2 separate regions of the Homo sapiens genome follow, and region 2 is linked to region 1. A link is an interaction called in ENCODE POLR2A ChIA-PET data of the cell type or tissue named here. Cell type or tissue: HepG2. All regions are shown on one strand. Links, peaks and the distances in the headings refer to the core of each region. The heading gives the core; the rest is flanking DNA. Region 1 holds the start of LOC107984545 (a long non-coding RNA gene). Region 2 has its middle 7.8 kb from the start of MIR3685.

Region 1 (5,380 bases), core at 88-5,087:
GACTCTCCAGGCAAAGCATGTGCACTAATTAAATGAGTGTTGGTATTGTGTCAGGAGTTGATTCCTGCTGGTGGGTTGGTGGTCTCACTGACTTCAAGAATGAAGCTGCGGACCTTCACGGTGAGTGTTACAGCTCTTAAAGGTGGCACAGACCCAAAGAGTAAGCAGCAGCAAGGTTTATCGCGTAGAACAAAAGAACAAAGCTTCCACACCATGGAAGGGAATCCAAGTGGATTACCACTGCTGGCTGGGGTAGCCAGCTTTATTCCCTTATTTGTCCCCTCCCATGTTCTGTTTCTGTCCCATCAGAGTGCCCTTTCTTCAATCCTCCCCGTGATTAGCTACTTTTAGACTCCTGCTGATTGGTGCATTTTACAGAGTGCTGATTGGTACGTTTTAAAAAGTGCTGATTGGTGCATTTTACAGAGCACTGATTGGTATATTTTACAATCCTCTTGCTAGCTACAGAGCACTGATTGGTGCGTTTTACAATCCTAGCTACAGAGTGCTGATTGGTGCATTTTACAATCCTCTTGTAAGACAGAAAAGTTCTCTAAGTCCCCACTCGACCCAGGAAGTCCAGCTGGCTTCACCTCTCAGTATCAATGGATACATGCACCTATCTTAGTTTCCTAAATTCAGAGATGTGTGTAACATCTGTTTGCCACAAATGATTAGCTTCTGATCCTCTAGGGTTAACACCTGTTGAAGGAGGGGACATCCCTGTGAGCTGGCAATCTGGGCACATTGTAGGATAATTTGTTTAGCCAGCCTCTGAGTAAGTTAAAATTGTTTAGGTAAGTTTCTCTAATTTTGGTGGAAAAATTGATGAGATTGGGTGGCTTGGTCTAGCAGTGATGTCATAACCTGAAGGTATGCTTGATCATTGCCATAAGCCAATGGGCCAGGCAGAGCTGTGGGCTCGAATGTGTGTAATAAAAATAGGATGTGTACATTGATCTAGCAATTACTGAAGTCGGAGAAAAAGAGTAAACAGGGCTGGCTCCAAAGTGGACTTAATTAAAGCTGTTTCAATGTTTTGTAATAAATTAAATGGAGTATGCAGAATCGCTAACTATATTTATGGGCTGAGTGGAAAACGTTTCTAAGGCCAAAATCAGAGCCCCAATCGTAGCTCTCTGAGTGCTAGTACATCCAAATAGAGTGATTGAATTGTGTGGTCTCCACCAGATTGCCGCTTTTCCATGTTTACCAGCCCTATCAGTCAACAGTGTTAAAGCATTAGGTATGGGGGACTGAACTATTTGTGTAGGTAAAACATTTACCAGACTTTTTGGGAATTATGAAAATAGGTAAATTCCAAGGGCTGGTAGTAGAATATTACCTGCAAAATGAATAACCTTGAAATTACGAAACTTTTTTTTCTACTGGGGAGCAAAGTTTGCTTTTAATTGCTCCTAAACTAACTCATGGGCCTTTTGTAATGTCTCTCCCTTTAGAGGTTACTGTTTTACTTAAATTGGTTTTTGAGAAAATCACGTTAAGGGTAGGAGAGAGATAACAGTTGCCATGATCAGAAAGAGGTTTTCCAAATTCTTACGTTTTACTTAAATCTTAGCAGAGAGTTATAATCTGGGACGTCCTTTGTATACAAGGGACACACAGAATTTTGTCCTGGGCCGCCTGCGAAGCTAGAGAGCTGAGAGGGCGGGCCCTGGGGCAGCGGCCACTTTCAGCTTGTGCTACTTCTTTCGCTTGTGCCGCCCCCTCCCACTGCCAAGGCGCGGCTGTCCCCGGCTGGGTGGACTCGCGCGCGCGCCTCCTGCCCCACCCCAGCAGGCTAACACTGGCGCACTGGGCCTGGCTCCCCGCTGCTACTGCCTCAGCGCAGGCCTAGTTCCCAGGAGGATCCGCCAGCTCAGTGTTTGGGAGCTTCCTTGATGCTGAGCCTTTCCTTCCCTCTACTGCTCGCTTGGCCGCGCAGCTCCAGCCTCTAATGCTTTTTCTTATTTCTTTATGTACCTGATTACCTCGTTAATGTTGCATTACCGGGCAGGCTAAAAGCTCTCCTTTTAATTCCGCCTGCTTAAGATAGGGACTGATAGCTGTAGCGTATCCCTGGTTTTTTTTTTTCTTATCTATTGGAGGAGGAGGCTCAGGTAAAGGGAGACTTTACTCCGTTTCCTCTTTGTTATTTCGGCCGGCCGGGTGATACTAGGGCCGAAAGAAGAGGAGGTGATAAGGCAGGTGACATTTCCTCCTCCTTCCCGTTTTTAGGCTCTTCTGTGGGTAACTGAGCCAGGGGTGCTCTAATTAAAGCCCATAACGTTATAGAGATTTTACTGGGACCTGTTGCCTTTGCGCATGATGTTGCTTAAGATTTCTCCCCACTTGTTCCAGAGTTCTACATCTTTCGTTTCTTCTTCTGGGAACCATGGTCTTGGGATTACAGCAGTTTGTATTATTATGTCCCTTAATTGAGCCTGCGAAACTGATGCTCCACTAGCCTTAAGCAACAGTGTTTTAACACTTCTATATACTGTTTCTGTTGAGCTGATAACTGTTGTCTCATAATGAAAACTCAGCTTGAACCAACTTCCCCAAGAACTTGGTAACCTCGAGTGGGCACCAACGACTTACTGATTACTCACTGACTTGACCGCGTGGTCCTTCTTCACCTTCTTTTTCGGGGGTCCATCGCGTTCTTCACACTTCCTTCACAGCTTGCCTCACAAGGGGCTCCAACTGTGGGGGGTCTGTTTCCGCAGACCGCTGACTTTCCTCACACGGGGCACCAATTGAGGTATTGCTCCTCACAAGAGGGCGTTAGCTGCGGGGGTCTGCCCACAGACCCTGACCCAAACGATGGATGAATAACATGTACATTGACACACAGATATTCTGTGTTGCCAGTCCTGCTGAGTGTCCGACCCACCTGCACACCAAGAGAGGTTTGTCACTGCGGCCGGCCTCAGCTGGGCAGGCTTGCATTAATTCATTAAAAATAGTTAACAAAAACTTGAGTCAACACCATTAGAGGGTAATTGACATTGTGGACTTCCTGAGTGAGAAGCATACATCAAAGGCTTAAGGCTTAAGACCACGTGAGTGAACAAGTTAACTAGATAACTTCCCCACATCCCGTTGTTGACTACTCTAATTTATTTAACTAAAGGTAATGGGACCAGGCCGCCTTCAGCCTGGTCTATTACCAAAGTCATACGAAAACCCTCAGGCCTTCCAAAAGGATTTTGTGGCTATCATAACTAATATTTTTCCAACTAGCCTGATCGAATCCCAACAGGACTCCATCTCAGGAAAAAAAAAGAAACTTGAAGGCCGGGTGCCGTGGCTCATGCTTGTAATTCCAACTCTTTGGGAGGCCAAGGTGGGAGGATTGCTTGAGGGGAGGAGTTCAAGACCATCCTGGACAATATAGCGAGACCCCAATCTCTACAAAAAGAGAGAGAAACTTGAACTGAGCACACGTAACTTTCTTGTTGCTCCCAGTGTGTCCAGAGTTGGTTCCTGCCAGTGGGTTCGTGGTCTTGCTGACTTCAAGAATGAAGCTTCGGACCTTTGCAGTGAGTGTTACAGCTCTTAAAGATGGCGTGGCCCCAAAAAGTGATTGGTAGCAAGATTTATTGTGAAGAGCAAAAGGACAAAGCTTCCACAGTATGGAAGGGGACCGGAGCGGGTTGCTGCTACTGGCTGGGGTGGCCAGCATTTATTCTGTTATTTGTCCCCTCCCATGTTCTGTTTCTGTCCTATCAGAGGGTGCTTTTTTCAGTCCTCCCCACGATTGGCTACTTTTAGAATCCTGCTGATTGGTGCATTTTACAGAGCGCTGATTGGTGCTTTTCACAGAGCACTGATTGGTGCATTTTACAAACCTCTTGTAAGACAGGAAAGTTCCTGATTGGTGCATTTTACAAACCTCTTGTAAGACAGGAAAGTTCATGGCCGGGCATGGTGGCTCACACCTGTAATCCCAACACTTTGGGAGGCTGAGGCGGGCGGATTACCTGAGGTCAGGAATTCGAGAACAGCCTGGCCAACATGGTGAAACCCCATCTCTAACTAAAAATACAAAAATTAGCTGGGCGTGGTGAAGGGTGCCTGTAATCCCAGCTACTTGGGAGCCTGAGGCAGGAGAATGGCTTGAACCCAGGAGGTGGAGGTTGCAGTGAGCCGAGTTTGCGCCACTGCACTCCAGCCTGGGGGACAGTGAGACTCTGTCTCAAAAAAAAAAAAAGAAAAAAAATGACAGGAAAGTTCCCGAAGTCCCCACTCGACCCAGGAAGTCCAGCTGGCCTCACCTCTCAATGCCCCCTCTAAACAGGACACCCCAACTGCTGTTGGGAAATGGGCAATGACCGCTCTAGCTACTTTCTGCTGGATAGGGGCAAAGAAGGGGCCCTGCAGTTGTAGTGTCCTCCAGAGGGGAACTCTCTAGGCCAGTCAAAGAGCCAGTGGGTCAGTACAGGGGTCCTTGGTAGAAGCTGTGAGTTGAGCTTATTTGGGGTTCCATTTGTCAGACCATCTATAGTTTGATGGCCTCAATCCTGGAGGAGACAAATTTTGACAAGGAGGTTAAAAATACGGGACCCAAGCAAGATGGCTGTCACGAGACCTAAAAAGGGGAGAAGCCATGTCGCCCAACTCCAGAGGTTGGTATAAGAGTTTGAAAGGCGTTGTCTGATTTCAGAAGCCTTTTCCTATAAACACTGGGCAGCGTCTCATACTATCCCTGACTGATTAGTGTAAAAACAACACTCTTCCCCTAAGAAGATGCAAAGTCCTCATTTCTCAGTAGTGAGGAGGTCTAGACCTCAGCGGTTTTGGAGAGTCACTGCTGCCAAAGAGTCTATTTGGGATTGTAGAGTAAGGATAGATTTTGTTATTTCTTGCCAACTGTCTGAGAAATCCTTTGAGAGTGTATGGTAGTAGGATAATGAAGTAGATAAACTGGCTATTCCAGTTCCTGTAGCTGTGGCCATTTCTAACCCTGTAAGTAAGGGTATTAGTTGTATGACCCTGTGCTGACAGACTAGAGCTTTGAGGGGCACTGATAGGGTCTGATTTCCTGGGACAATGTCAATGTTGGAACTTAGGAAGACTAAGGTGCAGGTGTCTGTCCAGTTGGTGGGGAGGCAGATATAGGTTGAAGTTCCACATAAGAAGAATATGCCTTGGCTGGGTAGACAGAAATGACTGTGTATGTTAAAAAGGTGTGTGAGTTTGTTGTTTTCATTTTCCCATACTCATAGAGTACTTGCCAAGGTAGCTCTGGTGAGCGGCTGGAAAGAGGTGTTGGGAGCAAACTGAGTGGCTCCCTGTGTTCTATTTTCCCATTGGAGAAAAAACCATTTTGTTATCTACTAGGAACCATTCAAGAGAGTAGCTGAAAGAGGGGATG
Region 2 (5,380 bases), core at 204-5,203, 130 kb before region 1:
TACCAGCACTTTGGGAGGCTGAGGTGGGTGGATCATTTGAGGTCAGGAGTTCGAAATCAGCCTGGCCAACATGGTGAAACCCCACCTCTACTAAAAATTACAAAAATTAGCCAGGTGTGGTGGTGCATGCCTGTAATCCCAGCTACTCAGGAGGCTGAGGCAGGAGAATCGTTTGAACCTGGGAGGATGAGGTTGCAGTGAGCTGAGATTGCGCCACTGCACTCCAGCCAGAGCGACAGAGCAAGACTCTTTCTCAAAATAATAATAATGGTAATACCAAAGTCATGAACATAGGTTGGAGTACTGTGTCAGAACTCTGACATCCTTGGGGAATCTACATTTCAGAGGTTAGGAGACAAAAAGGAACTTGCAAAGGAGACTGAAAAGGAGCAGTTGGTGACAGAAGTGGTGGCCTAGAAGCTGAATAACATTTTGTTATAAAAGAGGCCATGACTAACATGTCAAAAGCTGCCATAACATCAAGAAAGGTGGGGCCATTTGTATATCTTTTTTGAATAAATGTCTGTTCAGGTCCTTTGCTTGTTTTTGAATTCAGTTGTTTATTTTTCTTGTTGTTGAGTTGTATAGTTCTTTACATATTCTGGATATTAATCTCTTATCAGATTTTGCAAATTCTCCCATTCTGTAGGTTGTGTTTCCACTATCTTGACAGTATTCTTTGATGCACAAATGTTTTTAATTTTGCGGAAGTCCAATTTATTTTTCTTTTGTTGCTGAGTTTCCTTATCTTTTTCAAACAGGACAATAATGCTATCTGATTCATAGGCTTGTTATGTTGATTAAATAAATTAATACATGTTAATACAGATAAAGGGATTGAGACAGAGCCTCCCACATAAGAAGAACTCCATAAATGTTAGCTATCATCCAGGCTAAACTTACAGTATAAAACCCAGTGGTCAGCAGTATAAAATTAGGACATGTGACACAGAAGCCAGAGGAGGAAGGGGTTTAAAGAAGCACATGATCAACAGCACAAATCTTGCAAAGATGATAAAAACAAGCAAACAAGCAAACTTAGACATGACACCTAAAAGTCAGACAGTGGTGTTCAGGTCAGACGCCAAATTATACTGGATGAAGAAATGTTGCTAGACCCTTTCTGATCTCCAGAGCCAGATCTCCTGCTGTTTCAGCTCTTAGGGTGCTACAAAATGAGACAATCTGTTGGACTTTGCTGAGACATAGCAGAGAGAACACTAGATTTAACTGGGTTAAAGTGTCTGGTCTTTTACCACTTGATCTCTGTGGTCACCTCCCATAGCTCCAGTTCTCTCACTTATTGAGAACAATTATTCCTATTTCACAAGGGCATTGACAGGTTACAGTGAAGAGTAAGCATAATAGTAAGTCATTAATTATTAAGATCAGTACATGGCTCCTTTCTGACTGCATGCCTTGTTCTGTTATTCCAACACTGTTGGAATGAACACTGTTGTTCTTCCAGCACACCAGGTCCCACCAGCCACAGGCACCTGTGAGGTGGGACATTCCCATTTTACAGATACTTGGCTTATAGGTTTGCAATAATAAAATGAGATTAATACACATCAAATGCTGGCAACAATATTGGCGGCAGTTTTATTCTCATGGAAAGTTCTTGCCTGATTTTTAGTAGTGCTTTTCTCTTCAGGTCCAATTTCTGGGCCACTGTATTCCTCATAGCTTGCGATGTTCACCAACTTACCCAACCTCAGTGTTGCCATAAGAAGCAAGTGCTTATATATTATCATTGAACGTATCAATGGAGCTTTTTGTTCCCTCTGCTTTGGTTGCAGATATGAGAACGCACATTAAGTGGGTTATGAGTGTTCTGTTTGAGGATTTCATCTACTGGTGAATAAACAAAACATGGTGCTCTTGCTGGGTTCCTACAGCTACCAAAGCAAAGATGTCTTCGGTAGAGTAACTATGTCCGGTCCTGATCACTTTCGCCCTTGCAAGCCACATTTCAGAGCAGGATGTAAGTCATGTTTATTTAGTCTGGTTTTTACCCTGTTGTCTGGTTCCTGTTTATTCTTTTTTTAAGGTTTACATTTATTTTCTCTTTCTTTTCCTTTTTTTTTTTTTTTTTTTACAAAGTCTCACTGTCACTTAGCCTGGAGTGCAGTGGCACAATCTCAGTTCACTGCAGCCTCAACCTTCCTGGGCTCAGGTGATCCTCCCACCTCAGCCTCCCAAGTAACTGGGACCACAGTCATGTGCCACCAGGCCCTGCTAATTTTTGTATTTTTTTGTAGAGATGGGGTTTCGCCATATTGCCCAGGCTGGTCTCAAACTCCTGGGCTCAAGCGATTTGCCTACCGCAGTCTCCCAAAATGCCAGGATTACAGACATGAGCCACCGCACCTGGCCTATATTTGTTTTTGATTTATTACATATTCTAAGATACCTTAGGAATGAATAGATTTTGAAAATAGAGTAGGAAATTCTATAGAGAATACCTGAATGGTTTAGAAAAGCCAAAAGCGCTATTATGATTTTATAATATTTTGTTTATTAATAATGTATGGTAACAAATAGAATATTTAATTCAACATGCATTTATGGAATGACCTTCCTTGTACTAGACATACATTCACAGACATGCTCACATACATGCATGGGAATCCTAATTACCACTTCAGGCAACATAACAATTCCCCTGTTCACATTTAGTTTAATCACAGGACCCCTAAAAGAAGTTAATCAAGGCCGGGCATGGTAGCTGAGACCTGTAATCCCAGCACTTTAGGAGGCTGAGGCGGGCAGATCACTTGAGGCCAGGAGTTCGAGACTAGCCTGGCCAACATGGTGAAACCCTGTCTCTACTAAAAATACAAAAGTCAGCCAGCCATGGTGGCGGGCGCCTGTAATCCCAGCTACTCAGGAAGCTGAGGCAGGAGAATCTCTTGAACCCAGTAGGCAGAGGTTGCAGTGAGCCGAGATTGCACCACTGCACTCCAGCCTGGGTGACAGAGTGAGACTCCATCTCAAAAAAACAAGAAGTTAATCAAGTGGGCAATTTATTTCTCTGTGTTGTTCCCTTACATATTAAAACTATTCAGCTCATTTCTTTGGAATCACTCCCCCATGCCGCCATCCTCAATGTTTAAATTCCTTATTACTCATCAGGTTAATGTGAGAATCCTATTGCAAAAGCACTGTGTAAACTGAAAAGGTTTTCTTTTTATCTGGTTGGGGGATCCAGTCTGGCCTACTTTATCTAGTTGACTGCAGTGAGAGGTTAAATGTTTAAACCCTACCAGTTACACCATTGTTCCAGGAATTGAATTGAATGGAATTAAAAGACTTTTCCAAACAACTCAAACCAAGCAAACACTCCCTGATTTGTTCTCTCAAACAAAATATATTAGCCTGTGGCGACTAAATATTGACCTAATGACTAAATGAAAGCAAACAGATTCTATAATGCTCTGAAGTACTCACCACTCAACCTCAGTGAAACTCAATGAAACTTCCCAAGAAGCTTCCAGAGAGCAACTCTTTCAGTTAAGTAGGGACTGGAAAAGGTGCATGTCTTTAAGTAGAGAGAGTAGAGACCTCGAAAACACTCCCCCCTGAGAATCCTAAAAGTCTCATTTATATAAAAACAAACAGGAGACAACTCCCCACCCTATCTACCTGTGTGATATCCTATTTTAAAAAATAGACCAGGGGCTCAACATTGCTAATGGACCCATTTAACCCCCCATTTCTACACACACACGCACACACACACACACACACACACACACACCATCCTCACTACATTTACCACCATCATCACTAGTCAAAGTCGTAAAGATTGAGCTCCATATGTGAGTGTGACGCCCATTCCCTCAAAATACTATCAGCCCTTAGTATCTAAGGTTCCACATTCATGGATTCAACAAACTGCAGATGGAAAATATTTGGAAAAAAAAGAACAATCAATAATAAGTAATAATACAAATAAAAATGCAATACAACTATTTACATGACATTTACATTGTGTTAGGTATTATAAGTAATCTAGAGATTATTTAAAGTATATGGGAGAATGTGTGTAGGCATATGCAAATACTATGCCATTTTATATCAGAGACTTGAGCATCCTCAGATTTTAGTATTCTTGGGGGTTTCTGGAAGCCCAGACTACACCACTATGCAATATAGGTATGCAAGAAATATGCACTTGTGCACCCTAAATATACAAAAATTTTTAAAAATTAAAAATGGCTACTAAACTAGGTTAACTTTTAAAGCACAGAGCCATTACAGCTGTCACATAAAGGATAAGGAACAGCTGTGCACTGGGAATTCCTGATCTTAAAATAACTATCATGGCCACCCCCAGTGGCTCATGCCTGTAATCCCAGCACTTTGGGAGGCAGATGTGGGCAGATCGCCTGAGGTCAGGAGTTCAAGACCAACCTGGCCAACATGGTGAAACCCCGTCTGTACTAAAATATAAAAATTAGCTGGGCGTGGTGGTGCATGCCTGCAATCCCAGCTACTCGGGAGCCTGAAGCAGGAGAATCGCTTGAACCTGGGAGGCAGCAGTTGCAGTAACCCAAGATCATGCTGCTGCACTCCAGCCTGGGTGACAGAGCTAGACTCTGTCTCAAAAAAAAAAAAAAAACTATCACGACATCAATGTCAATCAGATTTTCATACTTCCTTGGTAGGTACTGGTTTTTCTCTCAGTCTACGAAAAGCTTTTTCTTAAGGCTCCAAGTAGAAGACATGTAAGCCTCTGTTCAAACATGCCTCTAAAAGCAGAAACTGGAAATGGGACTACAGGGTGACTGGCTGCTCACATACCATGTTTGGCTGGTGGGATTTGGTGAGGGAAGTTACTAAGTATATCCACATTAAGAGAGGACTTCCATTTCCCTTCTCTCTGTGACCATCCAGCCCCCCTTTAACACTGTGACCATTCCCCAAAGCTCAGCATGATGAAATCTCTGTTTCTTACCAATAACTGACCCCTAAGTTCTTAAACTTGTTTTGATAACCACATCCCTGTTGACTTGCCATACAGTCACAGAAAAACCTCTCAATGCAGCTTTATAAGATAGGCCTCCTTGCCAAGGAGAACCTGCATTCTAATTCCTCAGATTCAAACCAGACATGCCCAAACCACCTGCTTCTAGATATTTGTACTGGTCTCCATGGTACCAGACTCACATACTTAGAGTGAACTTTGAAGAGTTCAAAGCCACACTGAAGGAGGTACTAGACTTGGAAAGAAAACAGAATGAAAAATTCAATTATTTGTAATTGTCTAATTATTAGTTGGTTTTCTTCAGATTAATTCTTTTTGTTTTGTTTTGTTTTGTTTTGTTTTGTTTTGTTTACAAACTCTGTTTTTTGAGACAGAGTCTTGCTCTGTTGC

The links. Peaks named below come from ENCODE experiments on the same cell type or tissue, not always from the same donor. Only the 100,000 strongest peaks of a DNase experiment are listed, where the experiment ranks them.
Region 2: POLR2A ChIA-PET joins it to region 1 with 12 read pairs; 3 of 35 experiments call an interaction of 5 or more read pairs at or near these places.

Annotation. Positions count from the first base shown.
Region 1 is chr12:95,444,890-95,450,269 of GRCh38, forward strand. It overlaps LOC107984545 (a long non-coding RNA gene), which reads right to left and starts at 3,810. Exons shown (of 7, transcript XR_001749267.2): 1 at 2,602-3,810. In HepG2, for the core only: no CTCF peak of the experiment used is centred there; no DNase peak of the experiment used is centred there; H3K4me3 peaks cover 1,545 bases; H3K27me3 peaks cover 1,620 bases.
Region 2 is chr12:95,315,018-95,320,397 of GRCh38, forward strand. No RefSeq gene overlaps it. Among named protein-coding and RNA genes, the nearest start is that of MIR3685, 7.8 kb to the left of the region's middle. In HepG2, for the core only: no CTCF peak of the experiment used is centred there; DNase peaks (open chromatin) are centred at 1,854 and 3,274; H3K27me3 peaks cover 1,545 bases.